Linked DNA regions of Homo sapiens: region 1 is linked to region 2. A link is a loop called in an ENCODE intact Hi-C map of the cell type or tissue named here. Cell type or tissue: CD14-positive monocyte. All regions are shown on one strand.

Region 1 (8,000 bases), 71 kb before region 2:
TCATCTCTTCAGTTTCCCACCTCCCATAGAGCCAGCTGGTTCTATGAGTTAAGTTGGGGTTAGGGGACGGATTTGGCTTCAGAGGCCTCCAATCTTTGGCTTTATGTTCCAGCCCAGGTTTCCTAACAGCTCTGCATTGGGGTTTCAGTCATAAGCTTGACCTACAATCGTGGTATTTTTCTTTCCTTCACCACTGACACTTGAGAATTTATCTTCCTTGTGGACTTCTGGGGCAGTAGTGGCTTATGGTGCAATGTATGATTTGAATACACTTGGATCCAATGGCTTATTTATGCTTTGTATAGAATGTAAGGGTCTAGGCTTAAAAGTGAGATCTGGCATCATATTCTTGTCTAGCCATTAGTAGCTGTGAAAACTTTACCTCTCTAAGCCTCAGTCTTCTGTGAAAAGGACATCATAATTTATACCTTATAGGATTTTGTAATGAGTGCATCAGAAAATGTATCACAAGCACTTACTAAAGTGTATGGCACAGAAGATGAAGTTTATTGTTCAAAACCTTTTCCAGGAGTTGTACAATGAGAATGCTTGGAAGTGACTGATTCTGATGTGAGGTTGGGGCAGTTGCTAGAACATTATACATTTTTCTACAGAATATATATGGTGTTTCTCTTTTCATTTCCTGTGATCCTGTACTCTTGTGAAATCTCATTACAGCCCTAGTCACTTTGGTTCATTACAATAAAATTTTTCTTGGAATGGTGTCAGTCAATTTATGCAACTTGATTACACTGGAATAGTCCAGGAAAGGTGGATACAGAATAAACAACAGAAATAAAACCCCTTTGCTGCCACAAGATTTATATATATTACCCCCTTAGGAAAGGACAAGTATGTGCATGGTGGGGTGCTTGAAGCAAAAAGGCCCACCCATTGCCACTCTCTCCCTACATCCATGCTTACATATCCATCTGCTCCAGGGTAGATGCAGGATAGCGTATTTCCCCCCACAAAGGTTAAATTATGTCTGTTTTTCAGTGAGACATAACCTTGACATTGCCAGATCCATTTCTGGCAACTTATGCAACTCCCATCTAAAAATAGACATTCTTAGAATCACATCTGTTTAAATGGGAGTAATTTCAATCTTATTGAAATAAGTTTAGAAAATGTGTTTGAGTATTATTAATTGTAGAGCTTCATTGTGAATGAAATTGGGGACTTTTGGTTAGATGTTGATTGTAATCTCAGTTGACCTGGAGGTGGAACCTTCAGTCCTTTCTTGTGACCATAGAATGAACTTTAATGGTAGTATATAACAATATATCTTACCTACAGGCACATATTTCTTTAACATTAAAATAGTGGCTGCATCTTATGTCATTTACTCCATAATGCATTGCCAGCGTAGAACTGAAACATTAAAAAGAAGGTCACTTTAAAAAGAGGTCTTACCCCGCAGTTTTTCTGCTCAGTGTAAAAGCTGATTAAGCTTCTTGGGAGAGTACAGGAGGAGGTAAATTCCTCAAGGAGAGGGGGTAGATTGTTTTCATCATTGTAACTAGGGCCCAAAAATGCCTGTTCATAGGATGTGTTTAGTACATATATTTTGTACCACTTTACATACAGTATTAGAACTTGACAAACATGTACATCTACTTCTTTCCTCTCAGCCTTTTGTGTTGTTATACATTTTACTTTTGTACTACATCATTTTTATTTTGTTTAAAATGGTTAATTATCTTTTTAAGAGGTTTAATAGGAAAAAATTTACCCAAAAAGTTACCATTTCTAGTGCTTTTCATTTTTTGTGTAGATCCATATTTTTTATCTGGTGTTATTTTCTTTCTGCTGGCAGAACTTCCTTTGTTATTTTTTGTAGTGTGGGTCTGAAGGTGATGAATTCTTAAAGTTTTTGCATGTCTGAAATATTTTTATTTAACCTTCATTTTTGAAAGACTGGTTTTGTTGGGTATAGGATTCTATGTTGACAATTGTTGTTGTTGTTTTCTAATAGAGACGGGGCTTGCTAGGTTGGTTGCCCAGGCTGCTCTCAAACTCCAGGCTCAAGTGATCCTTCCCTGTTGGACTCCCAAAGTGTTAGGATTACAGGCTTGCACTATTCATGCCTGGCCTATTTTTTTTTTCCTCTCAGAACTTTAAAGTTGTGGCTCCACTGTCTTCTTATTTACATTGTCTGTAAACAATGAGAAATCTGCTGTCATTGTATCTTTGGTCCCTTGTATGTAAAATTTTTTTTTTCTCTGACTGCTTTTAAGATTTTTGCCTTTATCACTAGTTTTGAACAATTTGAGCAATTTGATTATTATGTGCCTTGGTGTAGAGATTTTATGTTTCCTGTGTTTAAGGGTCATTAAGCTTCTAGGATCTCAGTTATAATTTTCATCAAATTTTAAAAATTTTTCTCCATTATTCCTTAGAATTTTTCTGTCCCACTCTTCTCTCCTCTACTTTGGAAACTCCAGTTGCACATATTTAAGGCTAATTAAAGTTGTTCATAGTTCACTGATACTCTTATTTTTTTTCTTTTTTCTCTCTCTATATGATGGCTTTATAATATAAAAACTTGGCTAGGCTGAACTACATTTCACAGACTTTCCTTTCTTGTGTATTTACAGATTGGGTGGATCACAAGAACTAATCTTTCATGATTTGGAAACCGGAAGGAAAGAAGCACTTTTGTAGCTGACTTACCTCAATGACATGACCAGTGTCTGAGCCTACAACTGCGCTATCTTCCCTGGATTTTTCTTCACCTTTTCCTTACTCATGAGCCAGGTATGTGTTTTTAGTTCCATAAAAAAGAGCCCTGGCCAGGCGTGGTGGCTCACACCTGTAATCTCAGCACTTTGGGAGGCTGTGGCAGGCAGACCACTTGAGCTCAGGAGTTTGATACCAGGATGGGCAACATGGTGAAACCCCGATCTATAAAAAATACAAAAAATTATCCAGGCATGGTGGCATGAGCCACTATTCCCAGCTACTCAGGAGGCTGAGGTGGGAGGATGTCTTGAGTCTGGGAGGTGGAGGTTGCACTGAGCCGAGATAAGTGCCACTGTGCTCTAGCCTGGTTGACAGAACCAGAGCCTGTCTCAAAAAAACAAAAAAAAGAAAAAAGAAAAAAAAAATTACCATTCCACTAAGGTCAGAGGCAACAAAAAAAGACATGGATTTCAGTCTATCCTCATGGAGTACTAGCTCACGATTACAGGGTTTCAGCTTGCTTGTGATAGTCTTTTCCTGACATTCCCTTACTGACTGCTTTCCCTATGGACTCTATATCAGATGCAGAGACACAGCCTTACAGAAGCTGCTTAACCAACTCTAATAACCACATAAGCCAATTCCCTGTAACAAGTTTCTTTATATATGTATGTATGTGTTCGACTAGAGAAGCAGGACCAGTGTGAGGTATACAGAGGTACTATTCCCAGACTGTGTGCATATTGCATACTGATTCCCCTTCGTCTTTTAGGTGTTTATTTCCTAGGCTTCACAGTTTCCTTACAATTCCTTACATTAGTATTCTGCTGAATACATGGGGAGGACTAAAGAACTTTCCAGCGTTCCCTCTCTGTGAAGCCCTCTCCTCTCTAATATTCTGCTTGCAAACTCTAGCTGCCCTAATATTTTTGCACTCCACTTTTTCTACTTATGGAGTCTGCTGGGGGTCTGCCTGTGTTCCCTCTCTGCTGTGACTAGAACGTGTTCCCTAAAGTTTGTGTGTTAGAAGCTTAATCTCCAATGTAACAATATTGAGAGTTGGGACTTTCAAGGGATGATTAGGTCATGAGGATGATTAGGTCATGATTAGGGCATTAGCTCTGCCCTCATGAAAGAATTAATGTTGTTGTTATGGGAGTGGGTTAGTTATTGCAGGAGCAAGTTCCTGATAAAAGGATGAGTTTTGCTCCCTTCCCCTGTGTGCTCTCTTGCTCTTCTGCTTTCTGCCATGGAATGACTCAGCAAGAAGGCCCTCACCAGATGCACTCTTCTTGACCTTGGACTTCCCAGTTTCCGGAACTGTGAGAAATGAATTTCTTTTCTTTAGAAATTGCTTAATCTGTGGTATTCAGTTATAGCAACATAATATGGACTAAGACAGAAAATTGGTACTGAGAAGTAGGGCTGTTGCTATGAGAAATACCCACAAATGTGGAAGTGGCTTAGGAACTGGATAATGGATAGAGGCTGGAAGAATTTGGTGTAGCAAGGTAGAAAAAGCTTGGATTGCTGTGAATGGTGCATTAAGGGCAATCCTGGTGAGGGCTCAAAAACAGAGAAGACGAGAGAAAGTCTGGAACTTATTAGAGATTATTTAGGTGGTTGTGACCAGCATAATGAAAGAAATATGGACAGTAAAGGCCATTCTGATGAGGTTTCAGATGGAACTGAAGAACAAGGTATTGGAAACTAGAGCAAAGGCCACCCTTGTTATAAAGTAGCAAATAACTGGGCTGAACAGTGTCCGTGCCCAGAGGCTTTATGAAGGGTGAAAGTTAAGAGTGATGGACTAGGATATCTGGTGAAAGAAATATCTAAACAGCAAGTCCTCCATGCTGTGCATGGCTACTTTTAACTTCTTACAGTAAAATAAGACAGGAAAGAGACGATTTAAAGACAGAATTTATCGTTAAAAAGTCCGTATGCATTCTGTCCTGCCCTTCTGCCTTCTACTGTGGGATGATGCAGCAAAAAAGTCTTCACCATATGCAAGCCCTTCACTGTGGACTTGCCAGCATCCAGAACTGTGAGAAATGAGTTCCTTTATAAAATAAATTACCCAGTTTGTGGTATTCTGTTATAGTAACACAAAACAGACTAAGACACCTTTTCTGTGCTCCGGCCTGGGACACTCTTTCAAGGCAGAAAGATGGGCCAATTGCAGGGCTCACCTTATTTGTTTCCCATCCCTCAGGAATCACTGTCCTTTGTTTGATGTGGAGTGTTTTGAAAAACTGTTGTTTCTTATATTTTGTCCTGTGATTTGGTTGTTTTAGGTGGAAGAGTAAATTCAGTCCTTGTTACTTCATCTAAGTTGAAAGCAAAGTTTCAATACATGTATTTTGAATGTAAGAATAAATTTCTCTTTGGCATCTATCATGAAATTAAACCTTGAATTATGAATATATCTGATACTTAGGAAAAAAATTAACTTTTTTAGAGTGATGACCCTTTATCCACCAGTGGTGTGTGTGTGTGTGTGTGTCCATGTGCACACACACATGCACAAATTTTTTATCTACCGGTGGTGTAAATTTGTTATTGTACTAAAAACCTTCACTTCAGAACACTTTTAGAAATGTGTATTAGTGTTGTTTTATAGCAAGGAATCTTTGGATTGTTTTATGGCTAGGAAATGAACCAACCTGTAAATTGTGTAATTGTGTTTTTGTTAAATTAGTTTGCCCATCTACTCACTTTTATAATTGAAACCTGGCAAATTTTCTTAGTGTTTCCAAGTACTATATAGGAAGTTAAAATACTATGAATACTAGGTAAATATGAGTTGACCCACTTTATAGCTAAAAAGAGAAAACATTCTGAACTGAGATACACAGTGAGTAAGCAAAGGGAGTTGCTACTAATATTTTGTATTCTCCACTGTGGGCCAGGAAAACTGCCAAGCATTTTATATTATTTATTTACTCTTCATACTCTTCATAACAACTTTGTAAGTGGAGTTTATTGTCCCATTTTACAGATGAGAAAAATGAGACCCCCAAGAAGTTTATTACTTGCTTAAGAATATACAACAAGTGTCATAGCTAGGATTTGAACTCAGGTTTGTCTGCCTCCAAATTTCATGTTTTTTTTTTTCTCATGTTATAATTCTGTCATGGAGGTTAAGCCTACCATTCGAGTCATTACATTTAGTGGTGTTTTCGCAGGGAAAGAGTGAATAAGTCTGGCCAATTGGTGACATGTAAGACATGGACCAGTAAAATACAGTTTCGGTGGTTATTAATTAAAGGCCTATAGTCACTCATGAATAAAGAAATCACTAAAGCTTGTGTGCAGCATACTAAAGCTAATTTATCATAATCATAGGGTTTAGGTGATAACAAATGAAGTATAAAACCACTGGTTAGGAAGAAAAAAGTGATTGTATCTCCCTTATTTTCATCATAGTCAAGGTAATATTTCTTAACCTTACCCAAGCACTGAAACAGTCCAGAAATTCCTCCCTAAGTGAAGAGTATGAATAAGTCCATTGACTCAGTTACAACATCAATCAACTTTTATTGAGGGCCTACAATGTGCTTAGCACTCTTCCAGGTTTTGTGATGAGGTATGTATGTTTGAATCGATTAGAGAGTAATTCAATATGTGCTATAGATCAAAGGTTGAAAATATAGGTCTACCCATTGTATTTAGAAGGTAAATTAGTTGTATATTTCATATGAAAATTCCGATTTATTTCTTCTTTTAAGAAAAAAACCGGACTTTCCAGCTTATATTTAAAAAATTAAGAAGAGCTGGTAGCAATTGCTCTACCTTAGATAAGGGATGGGTTCTTGAATTTGTCACAATAACTACTATGTCCTATTGGTTCTTCTACAAGGAAGCTACGTATCAATTGTCATTGCAGTTGTCACTGTCGATTGTCAAGAATATTGCCTGACTAACTGCTGATGGCATTTGGTTTGTAGCCTCGTGCTGTAGACTTAGAGAAGGCATTATAGATGCTTTTGTGCATTTTGTTTAGCTCAGAGTTTCTTGAGAGTTAAGGGAGGAAGAAAAGAAATAAATGGATTTTAGAATGTAAGACTGACTTTGGAAGAGAATCTATAGTTGGATAATAAAACTGGATGTTGAAAGGGAAGTATTGATCAGAGGAGCATTTCAGGAAAGAAGTGTGTAGAAGAAGGAATGGGTAACAAGGTCATTAGAAGGAAAATTATCTTGGTAAAGATAGATGAAAGAAGAGAAATGGAAAGAAAAGGGAGAAAAAAGGGAAGAAAGAACAGGGAGAAAAAGGCAGGCAAGATTTTCTGTGGAAAGAACTGCATCCCTATGACAACAAAAGTGAGGAACGTCAAGAGTATAGTGGACACTTAACCAAGCAGAGTTTAGGTCTTGGTCAAATAGAGGCTCACACATTGTTTTTTTTAAAAAGCAAATTAGCTGTCATTTTATCATATAAAAGTCCAGATTTCTGTTTTAAGAAAAATCTGAATTACTAGCTTGTATATATATGTGTGTATATACATATATATATTTAGAGATAGGGTCTCACTCTGCCACCCAGGCTGGAGTGCAGTGGTGCAATAATAGCTCACTGTAACCTTGAACTCCTGGGTTCAAGTGATCCTTCCACCTCAGCTTCCCGAGCAGCTAGAACTACAGGTGTGTGCCACTATGCCTGGTTGCCTTTTTCTTTAGAGATGGGATCTCACTATGTTACCCAAGCTGGTCTCAAACTCTGGCCTCAAGCGATCCTCCTGCTTTAACCTCCCAAAGTGCTGGGATTACAGGTGTGAGTCACTGAGCCCAGCCTTCTAGCTTATTTTCTTTTTCATCAAGGCTGATTTATAGAGAATTCACTTCTGATTACTGAGGTTGTGGGATTCCCTCCTTATGTAATGGAATTATGATGAGAGAAACTATCAATAAATTAAGAAAATAGTAAAGGTGGAGCCAAATGTGATCTAGATTGTTCCACCTTAGGGGACATTTTGGGAAGAGTTTGTGCCAAGTCAAAGGGTGAAGTCACCAAGGACATAATTTGCATTTTATTTTAAAAAGTTAAATTATACCTTTTTTCTCAAGAAAGATCTAGTGCTGCAGAATTTTTGGTTGATCTTCTGACTTGGGTTAGTTCAGCATAAATAATAAATCATGTAGTTGCCATTCTTTGTTGCTTTGCTATATGATTTGCTGTAATTGGTTTGTGGTGGAGATTGTGGGTTGCCAGCTAATATCCATTCTCTCCTTTTTTCGTAGTAAAACAGAATCCTGATTTTATTCTGGGCTGCAGTGTGCCCAGCTAAAAGACTATACTACGTTTCACAGCT
Region 2 (8,000 bases):
ACAGGTCACTTCCAGCTTTTATGTTCATGGCTCAAAATTACAATCAACCCGGATTTGGGCCAATGTCATTAATGAAGCAGAGGCACAACAACCCCAAAGAATTATCTGCATTTTTGAGTTCATCTGAACATATAGCATCATGCAATAAGCTGGAGATCACTGTTGCTTGGCAGTCATGGTTTCCATCTGCAAACAATTTTGTTTATCTCATCACATCATTTGTAAATTAGAAGTTGAATACTGCTCACAGGCATATTTCGTGTGACCAGTAAAATGTTTGGTAAGATATGCCTTCCCAAGGTACCTATCTGACCCATATAATCTTGACCAAAATATTAATGATAGCTATGACTTGATTTTGCAAAATGTGTTCCTCCGAGTGAATTCTATTTTAGGTTTTGTCTCACTAGAGAAGGTTTCCGATGGCCCTCCCACTTCACTAGAGAAGCAAAGGGGCTAAATGACAAATTAGTGGCTGAGTCTGCAGTCCAGAAGCTGACTCTGGGCTTCTACACTGAGGCACATGGTCTCACACCTGTCAAGCCGTTCTGGGGTGAGGACACATGTGCCAGAGGGCTCCTCCTTAGCCTTAGCCTGTCTGTTCCACAATAGCTGCTTGACTGACCCAATAGCCATGTTTCTGTTGGTTCAGGGGGCTTTGCTACATACCAAAAAGGTAGAATCTGGGGTCCCAGGGGAACGAGATAGAGGGAAGGTGATGCAGACCCACTAGAATAAGGGCAATGTCCAAGAGAACAGCCAGAGCCAACTCTTCACCTTAGGAAAAATGTGCAGAGGATGTCCCCCACTTTTCAGGACCTTGTAGCTTGATGTGGCAGATTTTGGAGACAAATTGGGCTCAAAATAATTTTGGCAAGAACCAGCTACCACTTCTTAGGTCTGTTTTAGAAAGGGCAACATTGTATGCATGAGAGCAGATTTGTTACCCTTTTATTAGGAATAAAACGTGTTTAGAAAAATTGCCCCTTATTTGGTAGACACAGTGCCTTTGCAGATCTTTTGAAAAGAAAGATATATGACCAAGGGATTCAGAAAAAAAAGTTAGACCATAGCATGAGGGAAGGGAAAGTAAAAATTTACACAAATTTCCAAACAGCACAGTGCATTAAAGGTCCAAGGTATTAATGGAAAGGACTTAAGAGATGCTTAAACAGAAAGAGTGATCTGTATTCTGACTCCAACTGAACATACAATCAAAAGGGTAAGTTGGCCATCAATACTGTTTGACCATCATTGTTTTATTCCATCTATAAACAGCCTTGTTTATTCAGTCATGAGAGTTGCAAGCTCAAAGGCAAATATTACCCATGGTTTTTGGCCTGGAATACCTCCTGTGAGATATGCACTTCCCAGTTCTCTACATTCCCCACGGTTCATTCTACATTTTTATTGGGAACCTATGGTGTGCCAGCTCTGTTCCAGGTGCTGGGATAAAGCAGTGAACAAGAGGGATGTAGTTCCTGCCCTCACGCATGCCTTTGGCCCTACCCCGTCCACTTGTCACGTTGACTTACTGTCTTGGCCCCTGAAGGCATTTGCATCTTCCCTTAAGTCAGAGTGAGGAGGCCCAGGCAGCTGGTCTGAGGAGAGCGCCACAGCTTCACCTGGAACACCTGAGGTCTGCTTAAAGACCTGGACCATTTCAGAAGGGAACCAGCTTCCAGCTGGCAGAAGTGACTGAACGGGCTGGGCGTGGTGGCTCATGCCTGTAATCCCAGCACTTTGGGAGGCCAAGGCGGGTGGATCATCTGAGGTCAGGAGTTTGAGACCAGCCTGGCCAACACAGTGAAACCCTGTCTCTACTAAAATGCAAAAATTAGCCAGGTGTGGCGGCAGGCACCTGTAATCCCAGCTACTTGGGAGGCTGCAGCAGCAGAATTGCTTGAACCTGGGAGGTGGAGGTTGCAGTGAGCTGAGACCCGCCATTGCACTCCAGCCTGGGCAACAAGAGCGAAATTCCGCCTAAAAAAAACAAAAAAAAAAAAAAGAAGAAGTGACTGAACAAAAATTATATGAAAACTGGACAAGATCTCTTCATTGGTTGATGTCCCCATTTTGCTTTCCACTGGGAAAGGCAAACTGGAATCCACAGCAATTTCCCACCTGTAGGGAATCAAGTGTTTCTTGTCTGTTCCTTAGGAATGGGCTGTTTGCTTGCACCTGAGGGTGGGTGTGGACCATGCACCTACTGGAAGTTGAGATAACTTGGATTTCAATAGCTATATGACAGGGGCAGGGCACTTAACCTCCCTGTTCCTTACTGTGCTCACTGGTCAGTGAAAGATCAGCTTTCCTACAGGGCTAACACTGACTTGTAATGTAAATGTCCTGTTCCCTGTCCAGTCTAGAGAAAAGTGAAAAGCACCTCCTACAACTATGTTAAAAAACTTATATTTAGCACTGGATGGGGGTTTGATCAGATGAAAAACTGGTGGAGATTCAGAGGTGGCTGACAGGGAGCCCTGTATGTGGGAGAAATGAAAAGCTAAAGGATCCTACCTATTTCTATTGCTTACAGCCCCAGAGGGATGAGCTGAATGGCACAAAGCACGAGTTGAGAGCCCAGACAGAGCATGCCATTGTGGTAGCTGACTTTCTCCAGATATTAATCATAAGGGAAATCAAATATGGGTTTTATGGTAGCAAATGAGGGAGAAGTGAAAGCATGGAGAGAGTCAGCTGACACAATAGGAGGCTTTGCAGAACAGGAAGGTGAGTCTCAAGACACTTGCAGCTAAGGGACCCAGATGATGGAATGAAAATGGCTGGTAAACCCATGTAACACAACCTTCTAGTGAGCAAAGAAATACAAATTAAATAACACATTTATTAGGTGCCAGATACATGCAAAATTCTCTTTTTTTAAAATGCCAAGTGTATGCCAATATGCCTTAGTGCAGGTAGCATGTGTTGAACTTTGAGCTGTTAACCCACCACAGGATGTGTATCTGTGCTCTGAGGCAGCCATGCTCTTGGTGTCCTGCTGACTGATGCTCACCTCTGAGAGCCCAGGTGTCCACTTCTAGGGTTCAGTCTGTGTCACAGCCCCATGCAGAACACCAAATCTACAAGGTCAGCTTCACAACCACCAGAGCTGAAACAGTCCACCACTTGGGGCACAGAAGATGAGGAGAAGCACACTGGTGTTGCAAGCCCACCACAGAGCCACAAGGACAGAGGAACAGGAAGGTAAGATCTGACTCCTCTCAGCCTGAGATGGAGTTTCCTCAATTGCTCATTAATGAGGTAGCGAAACTACTGTCAACCTCCGTGAAGACAGGCTCCCAGCCCAACTCACAAATGACACAGTGCTGAAGCAGGCCTTTACGACAGTCATTTACCGTGCCAAGGTTGCAGCCCTGCCTCAGTGGCCATTTCAGTGGTCCCAGTGAATATGACCAACTCGTGCCCTGCGCAATTCATCTCAACTCTATCGTTTTTTTCCTCTAGGGACTGTAGGCAGAGTAAGACTTGTATTTTTTTGTCTCAGGACCCAAATACACTTTACCTTAGCAATCTCTCTGTCTTGTGTTTATATGCTTTCTCTCCGTATAAAAATGTGTTGCTATAAACAAATTTCTACTCTATGTACTCTTCCCTATCAACTGTTTTTCAAAGACATGGAGAATGCAAGGTGTTGCCAGGGGAGAGCTGAGCCTGTAGAATTCTAAAGGAGAAAATATTTTCATTCTAAACAGTAGCTATATCTGCTCGTTAGCAATCTTTGTAAATTCTCCTGAGATTTTCCCAGTGTCATCATTCATTTCTAAGCTTTGTGTTGCACAGAAAATTGCAAATTCATTTCAAGCTGGAATAATCAGGAATGCTCTTTACCAGAATATCTTACTCTTGTGAATGTGTGAGCAGCAAGAGTGTGCTCTAATAATCGGATGTCTGGCTTCGTGGAGAGAGACCACTTTGGAATTAAAGAGCGGGGATTCCAGCCCCAGCTTGACCCTGGAGCATGTGTGTCTGTGTGTCTGTCTTAGCTGGGTTCAGAGAGTCAGCTTCTGGCTGTGTGTGATGAGCTGACCTGTGTGTGATATAAGTCTTGATATAATATAAGGTGGGCAGAAAGGCTTTGAGGATAAAAGGATGTGTACATGTGCCTGGAGCAGAAGAGAGATTTTCCTGTCTCCACCTCAGGGGCTGTTCCAACACCTATAACAAGAACAAGAGCAAAAAGGCAAAACAGGCAGAAGCTGAAGGGACACTGGTACTCACACTTTAGAGAGATAGGGAAGCGTACAGTATAATCCAGGTTCATGGTCAGCCAAGAAACAGGGGCAGTGGCGAGGGGACTGCCACTTTAGGGTCTTGTGAAGGGCCTCCTTACCCTTTAGGGATAGCAGGCACCTGGCCTAGGGCCCATCATTCCTTTAGGGGCCCATGAAAATATTTTAATTTCTTTTAAAATTATAAGAAAAAAATGAATCTTTGCACCAGGAACATGTTTTAATATATAATCTTAGTATATTTATGCCAATACAGTTGTAAAATATTATTTTTAAATATGTTTTATGGAGGAAAGGGCCCATAAATGCACAAGTGCCTGGTCCCAGCAAAGCCACACAGTGGCCCTTGTCTTGCTGATCTGGAGCCCCTCTGTGAAAAGGGGACAGCTGCGGCCTGGTGAGGCCTGTCCCTCAGGGCTCTGTCAGCTCTAGATATCCATGGGGGCCCTGAGTGGGCACCTCCAAGAGGGCTGTTCATGAATACATGGCAGATCCCTCCTCCAAGACTCCCCAAAATAACAGAGGGAGACAATTGGGGGTGCTGTGGTCTCCTACTGTGGACTGATCCTAATGAAACCTCCTTATTTGCACATACAGGCCCATAAGGCCAGGGAAATTCAGCTTACATTGTCTGTGTGACTTTGGGCAAATACTTAACCCCTCTGCACCTCCATTGTAAAATGGATATAACATCATCTAGCTCAAGAAGCTTTCAAGAAGATTAAATTAGAAGGCATGTGTCAGGTGTCCACCCAGTGTCTGGGTCCAGAGTTGTGCGCCTCTCCTCAAGCACCTCCCACCTGCTCTGCAGGCACACTTCCTGGCTGGAGATGGGCACAATGCTGGTGAGTGCCTGGTGGTTTAGCTGCCTCTCATTATGTACTGCAGTCTTGAAACATTTTTCTTTAACTATTTCGTATTTCAAAGAGTGCCTTTTACCATTATTCCAAAAGGTTAAACTTTGCTGCTCTTTGTTTCTTGTTTTTTCTTTTGCCAAATAATAATATTTTAAAAAGAAAAAAGCCTCTATAATCTATTATTGCCTGCCACTACAATTTCATAAAGATGGGATCATACCACCAAAAAGGGAGTAATAATATCAGAATACAGGATAGTCCAAGAAATCAGAGTAAGCAACCTACACTGGCACACACACACACATAGAGGGAGAGAGAGAGAGAGAGAGTACATTTCCATTATTCTGTTGTTTCCCGGTTTTTCATTCTGTTGTTTTCCCTTTACTGGGAGCAGACCAAACCATACACACTGATATGCAATGAAAACAAGGTATGTCATAGCCTCGAGGGGACCCTGAAAAAACCAGGCCCTCAAACATCATCAATGATTCCCTCCCATCACTAATTTAATTCCTTCTGGAAGCATCCACTCTATGCCAAGGCACTGCATTGGGCCCTGCAGGGGATGCAGAAACAAGTAATCCATGGTCCCTACCCTCAGAGAGCAGAGGGGGAAGCAGTCAGGAGACAACAGCAGGTAGCAGAAGGTAAGATCTGTCCTGCACTGTGAGCAACAGGCTGCGGACCTACAGAGAGAACAACCGGGTGCTGCTAGCATTTTACTTTGGGGTAAGGTTTGGAAGCACAAGAAAGCTGCTGAGTCAATGGCACTGCAGCCCAGGGCAGGCTGTGGGAGACAGGTAGGAAAAGGGAGGCAGAGGGGAGGTCTTACAGTGCCCCGAATGCCAGCCTCAGGAGTCTGGGGTTTGTACTGCTGGCAACGAGGTGCCACTGCAGGTTCTTGCTGCTGCTGTTAACAGTAACTCACTGAGTGCTCACTGTGTGCTAGGCTCTGGGATAAGTGCATCATTTGCCTTGCCTCATTTCACCCTCCTCACCACCCTAGGACGCAGATACTGTGATCACTCCAACTGATAGATGAGGAACTGAGGCTTAAGAGAGGTGACAAGGTTTTCCTTGAAGAAGCCGGGATTTGTATTAGGGTCTGCCTGGTTTTAAAGCCCAGGCTTTTAACATGCTGGCAGGAGAGACCTGTGCTTCAGAAAGGTAATTCTGACTGCCACATGAACAGATTGAGGGCTGGGGAGAACTGGAGGCAGAAAGTAAGTGTAGGAAAGAGTAACTGCAGCTCCAATCAAAGGTCGCAAGGACCTGAGGTGGGGCAGCCATAGTAGGGATAAAAGCATATAAGGTGCAATATTCTGGAAACAGCTGAGAGAACATGGTGGCTGCAGTGAAGAAGAGGGAGCTGGCAAGGTGCTGCTGTGCTTTCCAGCTGGGTGATCTGGAAGAAATTGATGCATTAAAGATTTAAATACCAGGAGAGAAGGAAGGGTTCACTAGGTTATTGAAATAAAGAAAAATATAACATTTCAGAGCTCCTTTTCTCATGCATCATGAAAGTCGGTGACTATCAAATGCCCAAGTGGAATAGCACCTGAGTCATTTGTTCAGTTTTTCTTTTAAATTCATTATTTTTGGTGTCAAGTTTCCTGAGGGGAGGGCTGAAGGGCTACATACGATCTTCATAATTGGCTGCAGTACAATCAAGAAGTTGGTGACAGTATGGGGCCCTCCAGTCCTCCTTTCAGCCCTGTGACTTACAAATGTTCCTTAGGGGGAACTATTAGGGACAGTGGACATCCAGGTAACAGGAAACGTTAACAGGGGTCATCTAAAGACATGTTTGAGCACAAAGGGGTGAAAAGAGAAATTACAGGGAGAGGTGAAAGACCTTTTAGCAGTTCAAGTTGCATAAAATAAATATGTGGCCATGGCTTCTCCCCGTGCTGAATGTTGTTCGCGAGAGACTCTTTGGGGAGGGAAGAGAAGAAGCAAGGAGGGAAGCACCTCATAGTTAATGTGGGTCCATCCTGTGCCAGGTTGATTCTAGGCTTCTCATTATTTTATTCAACCATGACAGCAACCTGACATGGTTGATATTTTAATCCCATCTTTAGAGACAAGAAAACTGTGGCTCAGTGAAGAAGATGTGGAGCTAGGACTTGAGACCAGATGGTGGTTTCCCAAACCCATGCTCCTCCGCACTTGTCACACCAGCACTTCTTCCATGTGCATAATTCCCTGGACCCAGTGGACTGTGGGAAGTGATGGTGAAACAGAATCTGAGTGCACAATCAGACCAGTGAACAACAGATCAGGAAGAGAGGAGTCTAACGACAGGGAGTCCTCAGGTCATTCTGCAGCCTCTACCAACTGACACCAACTAGAATAAGTGCATTGATTTGGAAAGCCAAAGACCAAGCCACACCACAGAGCTGGAGATCTGTCCAGCACAAGTGCCCATTCTAAGGCTTCCAGAGCCCACCTAGAACTGAGCTGCCAATGACCACAAGCGAGAAAGGATGTGCTCTATAAGAAAACCTGTTCCAAGTGGAATCCAGACTCCCAGTCCGCTCATCACTCCTCTGTGTCGTATTACAGATGCTGTCTTGGCTTTAAGAAATGCTTCCATCAAACTACCAGAGCAAGCAAGAAAGTTTGTCCAAATGCCTTGATTTCATGTATTTTTCTCCTTTTCAATGGTAGGAAAGAAACTCCATATGTCCTTCTAAATATTTGACAGAAATCTGCTAGAAAAATTCAATGCTAATATATTTCAGTTCTCATGAAACATAAGGCACTCCAGCAATGCCGCTAAAACCCGTCAAAATACATTCTCCATGAACAGACTCATGTCCCTGAAGAGTGACTTGATGCAAGAGGGTGGCACAGAACTGTGGAAAGAAATTGGAACATGAACTTA

Evidence for each region. Hi-C counts contacts between places; a loop is a spot of excess contacts. Peaks named below come from ENCODE experiments on the same cell type or tissue, not always from the same donor. Only the 100,000 strongest peaks of a DNase experiment are listed, where the experiment ranks them.
Region 1: a loop joins it to region 2, with 6 times the contacts of the local background. A loop is called at or near these places in 13 of 110 quality-filtered maps.

What each region holds. Positions count from the first base shown.
Region 1 is chr3:40,295,997-40,303,996 of GRCh38, reverse strand. EIF1B-AS1 (EIF1B antisense RNA 1) reads left to right here. Exons shown (of 3, transcript NR_033965.1): 2 at 2,601-2,760. Among named protein-coding and RNA genes, the nearest start is that of EIF1B-AS1, 9.7 kb to the left of the region's middle. RefSeq lists an enhancer at 2,073-3,272. In CD14-positive monocyte, no CTCF peak of the experiment used is centred here; a DNase peak (open chromatin) is centred at 3,946; H3K4me3 peaks cover 1,514 bases; H3K27ac peaks cover 1,520 bases.
Region 2 is chr3:40,224,830-40,232,829 of GRCh38, reverse strand. The region is part of intron 11 of MYRIP (myosin VIIA and Rab interacting protein); the gene reads right to left. All of the region lies in intron 2 of EIF1B-AS1 (EIF1B antisense RNA 1), which reads left to right. Among named protein-coding and RNA genes, the nearest start is that of EIF1B-AS1, 81 kb to the left of the region's middle. RefSeq lists an enhancer at 3,119-3,198. In CD14-positive monocyte, no CTCF peak of the experiment used is centred here; DNase peaks (open chromatin) are centred at 2,689 and 3,249; H3K4me3 peaks cover 763 bases; H3K27ac peaks cover 1,995 bases.